Regions from separate parts of the Mus musculus genome. Here region 2 is linked to region 1. The links are chromatin loops, found by intact Hi-C in ENCODE. Cell type or tissue: left cerebral cortex. All regions are shown on one strand.

What was found. Peaks named below come from ENCODE experiments on the same cell type or tissue, not always from the same donor. Only the 100,000 strongest peaks of a DNase experiment are listed, where the experiment ranks them.
Region 2: a loop joins it to region 1, with 5 times the contacts of the local background. A loop is called at or near these places in 12 of 42 quality-filtered maps.

Annotation. Positions count from the first base shown.
Region 1 is chr19:46,873,973-46,878,972 of GRCm38, reverse strand. Cnnm2 (cyclin M2) reads right to left here. Exons shown (of 8, transcript NM_033569.3): 7 at 1,581-1,765; 8 at 393-1,140. The coding sequence ends at 931. Among named protein-coding and RNA genes, the nearest start is that of Nt5c2, 86 kb to the left of the region's middle. In left cerebral cortex, CTCF peaks have their summits at 443 and 2,965 (motif pointing left); DNase peaks (open chromatin) are centred at 416 and 2,947; H3K27ac peaks cover 758 bases.
Region 2 is chr19:47,038,146-47,043,145 of GRCm38, reverse strand. Pcgf6 (polycomb group ring finger 6) reads left to right here. Exons shown (of 10, transcript NM_027654.3): 7 at 353-380; 8 at 3,004-3,102. Among named protein-coding and RNA genes, the nearest start is that of Pcgf6, 10 kb to the left of the region's middle. In left cerebral cortex, no CTCF peak of the experiment used is centred here; DNase peaks (open chromatin) are centred at 1,881 and 2,211.

The sequences.
Region 1 (5,000 bases):
CATCCTGTAGCCGCCACCACCACATGTTCATTAAGAAGCCCCATGGAAGGTTTCCACTTGGCACCTGTAGCAGCAGCTTGGGTTAGCAAGAGTGAGGGGTTGGGGTGGGGGCTAGCTGATGTCCCAGACCACCAGAGGTTACAGGAATGGGGGATGAAGTCATTGCCTCCTGCCAATGATAAACCATGGGTTTAAAATTCATTAACATTCATTTTGGTGATAAAAATTCCTTAGGGTGGGAACAAGATCACATCCCCAAGCAAACGTTAAATTAATCCTTCCTGAGGGAAAGGGATGGGGTTAGACATCATATTTTCAAAAGGACACTACGTGCAGAGAGGGCACCTGCAGCTTCCGCCGACACCCACAGTGACGACAGACTTGGCACGTTCTGCAGTGACATGATTTTTCTTCATTCATCCATCAAGTTCGACAGCGACACCCACCGGGCACAGAGGAAAGGTATCCCTCCTGGGGACGGCCAGGGAAGGCCGTTAAAGGGGCAAGTCCATCCTGTCGGGGTCACACGGTGGGGCTACAGCAGAGTTAGCTTGGAAAGACCAACTTCAAACTCTGCAAAAGACACTTAGAAACAAAAACATGATCTCTTGGAAAAAAACATAATGAAACAATTTTTAAATTTCATGCAAATTGAGGGATGAAAGAAACGATAAAAGGTTCTGAAAAAATAAACATGATTCTATTTGGGTGGAAGAAGTTTGTCTCCGAATTCTTGAAAGCCATGCCCCAGCTGTGGATGTCACGTGTCCAGTTTCCATCCCTCCCCCAGCCGTCCTCCGCGGCTTCCAGGGAAAGGGGCAAAGTCTTTGGTCTCAAGGCTGTAGGACGCAGCATGGCAGACAAGCTCAACTAGCGGAAGTCATGGTCAGACCAAGTCCAGGAGGGCCGGACAAGGGGGCCCGAGGGGCCCTAGATGGCGCCTTCACTGTGCAGGCTGTGGTTGGCCTTGTTGTGTGACACACAGTTCTGTTCATTGAGCAAGTTGGCCGTCTCATCTGGCAAGCCGTCATGCAGCTCCGTAAGAGTCAATTCAATTTTAGTATTTTCACTGTCTGAAGACTGAGGCGTTTTGTCCATCCGAGACGCCATCAAGGCATTTTGGTATTGCTGTCTGGAGATCTGGGGCCAGAAGAGGACACAGAAAACAAACCAAGAGAACTTATTTTTAGGTTCTCTTGTCTCCTAATACCGTATCACACACTGAATACCCCAGGAGGCCCAACTCTTTTGCTCTAGGAGGAATCATCCTTGAGTAGAAACTGAGCCACTCTGAAAGGTTCACACCGACTGCCAAGATCCAGCCAGCTCTCACCACTAGAACCATTTCTACATCTGGCCTCTTACATTCAGAGACAAGAAAAATGGTTATCAGCTTCAGCGAAAGCTGCTTGGGTCTCTGAAAGATGGCTAATTCAGGCTCATGGGATGGAATAGAGGTCACTGTGTTTCTCAACCTGCGCTGAGCCCAGGAAGGGAGGTGGGACGTTTTGACAGCCAAGGGGAAGCTGTCAGAAGTGGCTGTACCTGCCAGATCTAGCCGTGCAGCCCTCCCCACTCACCTTGACGAACTGTAGGTCAGAGAGGGCTCGTACTGAGTAGTCAGGGATGTAGACTTGAAGGAAGGAAGAGCTGAGCTGGTTGTTGCTGCTCCCCAAGGTTGGCGTCATGGCGTCAATCCGGTCGCTCCGACTGAGAGAATCTGAGTGATTCAGGCCACAGGGGCGAGGAGGTGACTTATTTTCCCCTAGAAAAGGGAGAGAAAGCGGCCTTTAAAGCACTGTAGGTATAGCCGCTGGAGAACGCTCGCTCCAAATGAAAAGCAATCCCACCAGCGCCCACACATCTCTCCCACAGATACGCACAGCTCAGCTGCGACAAGACCAGGGTATAAAGGCCAAAGCTCAGTAGCTGAGAACCCGCCTTTGAGGGGAGCATCACTAGGTACACAGATAGGGCTGAGGAGAAGGCCCGGGTCACGGACGCTACTACCCGATACTAACAAGGACCATAAAAGGCTCTCCATTATCTGTCCAGGAGCCAAACGAGATTATCAAAGACCCTCTGTCTCCTTTGCCTCTTAGCCATCAGCCAGCTCAGGTATACCATCATGCTAGGAGACAGGAAACCCTTGAGAGGCCTGCTCGGTGTCTTGGTGATATGGGTTTCTGCAGTGATCTCCTTGGAGCAAGCCTCCTGAACCTGGATCCCTCTGGAAAAGCAACGCAGTGCCTTCTCCATACCACCAAGCCATCTCTCCAGCTCCCGTTCCTTGTAGCTTTAACGATGAATTATGTTAAAGGTAAAATACCACTGGGTGTGGTGGCACACCCCTGTGATCCCAGCACTCAAGGGGCAGAGGTGTGTGGATTTCTGAGTTCAAGGTTAGCCTGGTCTATAGAGGGAGTTCCAGGACAGCCAGGGCCACACAGAGAAACCCTGTCCCAAAAAACTAATCAGCCAACCAAATAATAGATCCCATGTCCTCCCTGAGGAGGCCTTTTCATCCCGCTGTTTCAGCCATCTGAGCACAGTAGATGGGCTCTGAATTGCAGAATGCCACAAGGGTAGAGGGGACCCATGCTCCCATCTTCCGAAGCCCTTAAAAGATGCCCAGAAAAGAGCCAGCCTGTGGCAGGTCCTGCCCTCCAACTATCAAAGTCTGTCACTGTGGCCACAGCCTACCTCTTACTTCAAGTGACTGGTTTACACAGTGCCACTGAGCAACTTGAAACCAGCTGAAGACCCCGAAGTACTGCGGTCCCCTGAAGCTTTCCTCTCTTCATAGTGGTACTAAAGTCCTCTGCCCACCCTCACCACCGTGTCCACTGGGGAACTCCTCTCAGGACTCCCAGGCCACATCTCCCTCTTCCACCTGTTCTGCCACACAGCTCACAGTGCTGGCTTCCCACAAGTCAACGTCCGACTCAACAGTGCCCCCTACTGTCCCTGCCACCTCCTGAGAGAACAGCACTCTTAGAGCGGAACTTTGAACGGTGACCCAACTCTGCCCAGCTTCAGAGTCCTTTCTGTAAACTGCACAGTGGTACCCAGCTCACGGAAGATAGAGCGCTGAGCACAGCGCCACACCCAGTGAGTGCCGGATGGACGTGCCCTGTTGACATGTCCCGCTCTCTCCTGCTAGCCTCTCCCAGACCACGCTCCTGGATCAGGTCTTTAAGTTGTATGTTTCTGCATGTATTTTTGTTTAATATATTTAATGTTTTTCTGATAGGATTTTATGCTTTTTGTAGGTCTACAAACAAAACTTCCAATGTAAAGAGCAAGAGAACCTTAGTAAAATACAGTGTAAAAGTCAAACCAACAGATCATTATTTTAAACATTTTATGAAAGTAAAATTAAAAATTGAGGGGTGTGTTTAGTTGTATGAAGATATTTTGAAAAAGCTAGTAGAAAGAGTAGACAATATAAAGCTCTCTCTTCTATGAAATATGTATGTATGCTTTTTGTTGTTGTTGAAATAAGGTCTCTCTGTGTAGCCCTGACTGGCCTGGAACTCACTATGTAGACCAGGCTGACCTGGCACTCATAGAGACGCACCCATCTATTTCTCTCTCTGTCTGCATAGGTTTCTAAAATAGTGTTTACTTCTATGGTTTCAAGGTATCAAAGGCAAGGCACCTGGGTGGCAGGACCACTGCTCCTTGGCAGGTGGGGGTCAGAGCCTGGATTCTTCTAGACTCCCAGTTAGTGAACACTGCTTTCTGATTGGTTTGTTGGGCCCGCGTACACACGTGCGCACGCACACACATGTGCACATGCATGTGATGAACGTCTTATTGTGCCCGTTGTCACAGCCACCCATTGCCCACACTCCTCCTACAGAGCCACGGGCCTGACATGACTGCCTGGGAGCACACCTCCTGGCTTTAATACTGCTCAGCATCTCAAGGACAAGATTAAAATCTTAACACCAAGTAAAGAAAGAGCGGGCTTACAGCACGTGGTCAGCAACACTTGCTAAGCCTTCTTGACAGGAAACAGCAAGCCTTGGGAAATCACTGTTCCCTACAGACTCACACTCAACTTTTGCTCACAAAAAAATGTAGTCATAAAAGTTTAATTATTTTTAACATTAATATAAAATTATTGTAAAAAGATGGGAGACTAGGACCTTTGTGACAGTGCAGGACAATCTGCCACGGGCCAGAGAGACTTCACCAGTTTTCTGTGGTTGTTTGCTACTCTTCAATGAGAGCTGTGTGTTTTCTCAAGAAACTATTGAAAGTTTCTCTCCAGACAGTACTCTGATGTAAACAGGGATCTGGCCTCTTCTCACTAGTCTAAGACCTGAGCAGAATGGTGAAGGACACACAGTGTTCCATCCCAGGTGTGACCAAAAGCAGCAGGCAGGAGCGTCCCCACTCAGAAAGGGCATGCTTGCCTCCAGGATGGACTTCCTCTTGGTCCCAGCCTCCTGCTGAAAACACTGGACCCTGCTGTGGCCTGACAGGGACAGCCCTGGGTCTGACTTAACTCGCAGTTGCTTTCATTTTAAGGATCTCATGAAGCCTTCTCTACCGTGTTATTCATTCCTAATGCAATTTACAAAACAGCAGCGGGGCCGTCTGAGTTCTGTTGCTACTTGTGTACTTTGGATGTCTCACCGAGTGGGGCAATCAGTTTACATCCTTTACCCAAAATCCATGAGATAAAGGACTAAACTTCTACCTGCAAATTGGTCCAAATACACCACAAACCAAACTGTTCAGCGGCCCTGAAGACTCACCTGCAGTGAGCCCAGAGAGCCCAGACCCACAGAGCAGAAGCTGGAGCAAGCTCCACCCACGGCTGGGCTCATGCTTTGCTATCAAATTTGTATGTCAAGGTTTTATGACAGTAAGAAAGATGAGACGCCAATTTTAGCTGGGCTTGGTGGCACCCAACCAGAATCCAGGCACTTGGGAGGCAGAGACTGGAAGATGCTGAGTTCAAGGTCATCTTTAGATATATAGTCAGT
Region 2 (5,000 bases), 160 kb before region 1:
GACCACGCACGCAAGCAGCAGCGTGACCGCCATTGTAAATAAATAGATGTAAAGTTTATAGCCCTCCAAGGAGGCACACGGCTCTAATCACAGAGCTTGGGATGCAAAGCTGAGTTCAAATCTGACTTCGAGGCCAGCCTGGTCTACAGAGTGGATTCCAGGATGTAGAGAAAACTTGTCTCCAAAACACACATACACACACAAACCAACCAACCAACTAACCAACCAAACAATTTTTTTTCTGAGTAAAATGAATTGCTGCATATGAAATGTTCATGTTATTTTTCTTTTGTTTTATGATTAAGCATGTAATTTAAAATATTGTTTTGATTAACTTTTCCTTTCTTTTTAGTGCTAATGAAGACACCGGACATTTTAAGGTATTTCATTTTTTGTTTACTTTATAAGAGGATTCTGTAGGTATAAATTCTGAATCAGATTAGCAACCAAGTAGAAATTATCTTCAATTAAAATATAAATGTTTGACAAGTTACTGAAATTCAACAGTAATACTATAGTAGTTTCTCAGAGTAAGAAACATTGACTAGGGACTTGTTACTGATTCAAAGAAGTGAAGTAAGGAAAATAAGTAATTTACAAAGCCACATGCCCCATTGATTGGTAATTTTTTTTTTATATTTTAGTTTTTGGAGACAGGTTCCTTCTGGCCTTGAACTTATTAGCCATGGATTACTTGGAATTCTTCATCCTCCTGCCTCTACCTTCTAAGTGCTATAGCTACAAGCATGTCCCACTAGGCCTGATTTTAATGTGGTAATTTAAAAAAATTCTAAGAGTCAGATGTGGTATAACTACTCTAGAGGCTGAAAAAGAGGATCAAAAATTCAAGGCCAGCCTGGGCTATTGTAGTGAGACCAGTCTCAAAAAAAAAAAAAAAAATTCAAAGTGCTTTTGTGTAGTTGGTGCTTAGAGTTTAACATGAATTTAAACTTGTATATTTAACATTTTTGGCTGAAGTTAACCTGCCTTAACTTGTCACTTCAAGCATTCACTGAGATTTGAGGTAAGAACTACTTTGTATTATACTTTGTCAGTTGTTGAGATAAATAGCAAGCTAGAGACACCTACGAAAGTAAAATCTCTGTGATACAGACTCTGATTACTTTTATTAAGGAAAGGTCAGGGTTGTTTCGTTTGTGGCATCTATTTGAAGAGTTTTTTGTTTGTTTTTTGGTGTTTTTTTTTTGTTGTTGTTGTTGGGTTTTTTTTGTTTTTTGTTTTGTTTTGTTTTGAGATGGGGTTTCTCTGTGTAGCCCTGGCTGTCCTGGAACTCACTCTGTAGACCAGGCTGGCCTTGAACTCAGAAATCTGCCTCTTTCTGCCTCCCAAGTGCTGGGATTAAAGGTGTTGGCCACCACCACTGGCTTTTTCGAGAGTTTTAAGGGAAAACCCATGGCTGTAGAAGTCCCAACACACAAGGCTCAGCTGCCCACCCTAGTGTGACATTTAGAGAGATGAATGGTTGATGCAATACTTAACTTGCCTAGCGTGCGTGAAGCCCTAGGTTCATAAATGGAGTGTGTTGCATATTCTATGAGTCCAGCACTTGTGAGATACACGTCAAGTTCAAAGTCATCGTGGATTACAGGAGACTCTGAAAAAGATATATTGATGGAAAACATTAGAAAGAGGTTTAATCAGTATTGCCACAGCAGGAAGAGGAGCAGATAAAGAGGTTCCATGACTCAAGTTTGTCTTTAGGTCACTGGCATAGTTTTTTGTAGTGGTGAAGGTTAATTGTGTTTTTCAAACAGGTTCTGATTCTGTAACCTAGGCTAACCTGGAATTCATGTATCCTCATCTGGCCTTGGATCCATGGCAGTCTGCCTGCCTCAGTCTCTGTCTCTGAGTGCCAATGTTCTATGTGTGAGTCACCGTGCCTGGCAACTTTAGATTTAAATAGAAGAGCTGCTGGGGCAGGAGGCAGCAGGAATGTACAATGATCAAATTTTGACCAAACTGTGACCTGATGGGTCATTATCTTAGTTCTGGCTCTTGAAGGTGGTTCAGAGCAGTTTTAATGTCTGCGGAGACAGACAGTTCAGTTCCTGAGATGATTGATACTCTCTGGCTGGAGATGTCCTCACAGTGGGGTGATCTTCTGAGGCTCTGCTGTGTCTAGAAATCTAAGGCGACTGCCCTTTTACTGGAGACCTTCCAATGCCTCTGAGGATCCTAGAACAGTTATTATAAGATGGCAGCAGGAGCAGGGGAGGTGCTCAGCAGGCAGAACCCAGAGCATTCTTGCCAGCACCACACTCTGTAACTCAAGCCACCTGTGACTAGATTTATTCTCATTTTAAAATTTAAAAAGAAAAACTTCTCTCCCTCTCCCTCCTTCTCCCTCCTCTCCTCCTCTCTTTTCCTTTTTACTCTTTGGAGATAGGCTTGTGGCTTAGGCTGTCCTTAGCTCATAGCAGTTTTCCTCTCTCAGCCCCTGGAATACTGGGATCACAGGTGTGAGCTACCATGCCTTGCTTAAAAAGCAAGTGTCCAGACTGTCTCAGCTCTTAGACTTAAGTAAAAACCCCCTGCCTCAGTCTCTCTAGCCGAAACTGCAGACATGTCTTACCTTGCTGTGGAGTTAGTACTCAAGAGATCCTCCTGTGTTGCCTTCCCAAGTAGTTGGAACGACAAGCAGGCACTGCAGTGGCTTGGACAGGATGCCAACCGTCAGCTTAGGCTGATCGTGAATTTACAGTCTTCCTGCCTCCCCCTGTCAAGGGTTAGGATGTCAGGCATGTCCCATTGTATCGGGTGTTTTGTTTTACATGAGCTTTAAAGTTAACTAACACGCCTTTCTATTACAAAGTTTGTTGGTATGTATCTAAAAGATTTCCAGAATTTCTACTTTTTTTAGACTACAAATTGACTCAAAATCATAAAATCATCTTTGCTTTAAAATCTGCTCTATAAAATAGCTTGTACGTTTTATGTATGTATACATTTACATAATCTGAAAAGTCTTCTCTGTTTCTGCAGCCATTGGAAAAGAAGTTTGTGCGTGTTTCAGGAGAAGCAACTATCGGGCATGTAGAAAAATTTCTTAGAAGAAAAATGGGTCTTGATCCAGCTTGTCAGGTACAGTACATGTGTGTAAAAGGAAGGTGAGGTTGCAGGATGACCTTTGACAGATGGAGAAAGAGTGCTCTCTGGAGTGTGGGAGCGGCTTTTTTATGATGTAGATGACTGAGACTGTTAATTCAGTGTTGACACATTGTGAGTCCCACCTCCAACTCTGATCACATCTGGGTTACCCATTATATTAGCCAGTTCTTCAGAGGAACAAAGCTGATGTCATGAATATATATATATATATATGTGTATATATACATACATACATATACAACATATGAATTAAATATGCATATAATATATACAAGAGAGGTTTATTAGAAGGCTTTACAGGCTGTGGTCCAATTGGTCTCAACTCTGTCTGTCTCCTAATAAGAAGGCCGAGAATCTGGTGTATGTTCAGCCCTCAGGGCTAAGACAGCTGGGCTTCAGTCTGTGTACTGAGACCAGTGCAGTGATGCCTCGGCAGCAGGACAGGTGTACTTGCCAGTGAGATAGGCTGCCAGCCACCGGAAGCTGTGACCCATTTTTAGGGTGGATTTTCTGACCTCAGTGATCCAATTAAGAAAATTCTTCACATGTATGCCCAACTGCCTGGTTTTCGTTGATTCCAGATATAGTGTAGTTAACAGCTAAGATTAGCCATCAATCATAGCCTCCATTTCTTATTGCACTGATAACCATGTCTTGATTTTAGGGAAAAGTAGAGATGTGAGAAATGCTAACAGGTTTCTAGGCCTACATTCCAGTTCTTTTGCAGTTGGTAGTAGAACTAGAGATTGTTTGTAAATTAGAAAACGTCAGACCTTGCATGTTATTGAAAATCAAAATAAATCTTGGTGGTGGCACACGCCTTTATTCCCAGCAGTTAGGAGGCAGAAGCAGGTGGATCTCTGAGTTAGAGGCCAGCCTGGTCTACAGAGGGAGTTCCAGGACAGCCAGGGCTACACAGAGAAACCCTGTCTCGAAAAGCCAAAAAATAAAAATAAAATGTACTCAAAATTCTAGTTATGGGTCAACCGAAAATGTATCTTGCCAGGCGGTGGTGGCACACACCTTTAATCCCAGCACTTGGGAGAGAGAAGCAGGCTGATTTCTGAGTTCGAGGCTATCTTGGACTACAGAATGAGTTCAGGACAACCAGGGCTACATAGAGAGACCCTGTCTGAAAAAAAACAAAAGAAAAAAAAAAGAAAATGTATCTTTATATAGCTTTTCTTTCTTTCTTTTTTTTTTTTGAATCATTTATTTTATATATATAAATACACCATTGCTCTCTTCAGACACACCAGAAGAGGGCATCAGATCCGATTACAGATGGTTGTGAGCCACCATGTGGTTGCTGAGAATTGAACTCAAGACCTCTGGAAGAGCAGTCAGTGCTCAAAAACGCTGAGCCATCTCTCCAGCTCATAGCTCTCATAGCTTTGCTTTTTCATTCATCAGATTTAGCTATTATGCAAAGTTTGAGGTAAATAGTCCTTACTGCTAGTACATACTTTGTAATATTTATAACATCATTTTTCTCAAAATACTGGAATAATGGTAAAGATTACCAAATATGTAGACTTATGTACCTGTGTCTTTGTTTAAGCGTTCCAGATCCTAGAGATGGTCAAGAGTAAACAATTCAGTTGTTTCCTTTTGCAGAATCGGGCTTCATATTTGCTAGGCAATGCTATTGAGCTCATCTGCAGCCTTCTTTCTTGTTTTAAGTTTAATTTTTAAAAACTTTTATGTGTGTCTGGGTGTTTTGCCTTCATATAGCGGTAGTGCACTGCCTGCACACAGTACCCAGGGAGGTTAGAAGAGGACACTTACAGATAGTTATAAGCTACCATGTGAACCTGGGCCCTCTGGAAGAACAGTTACTGCCCTTAACTGCTGAGCTGTCTCTCCACTGT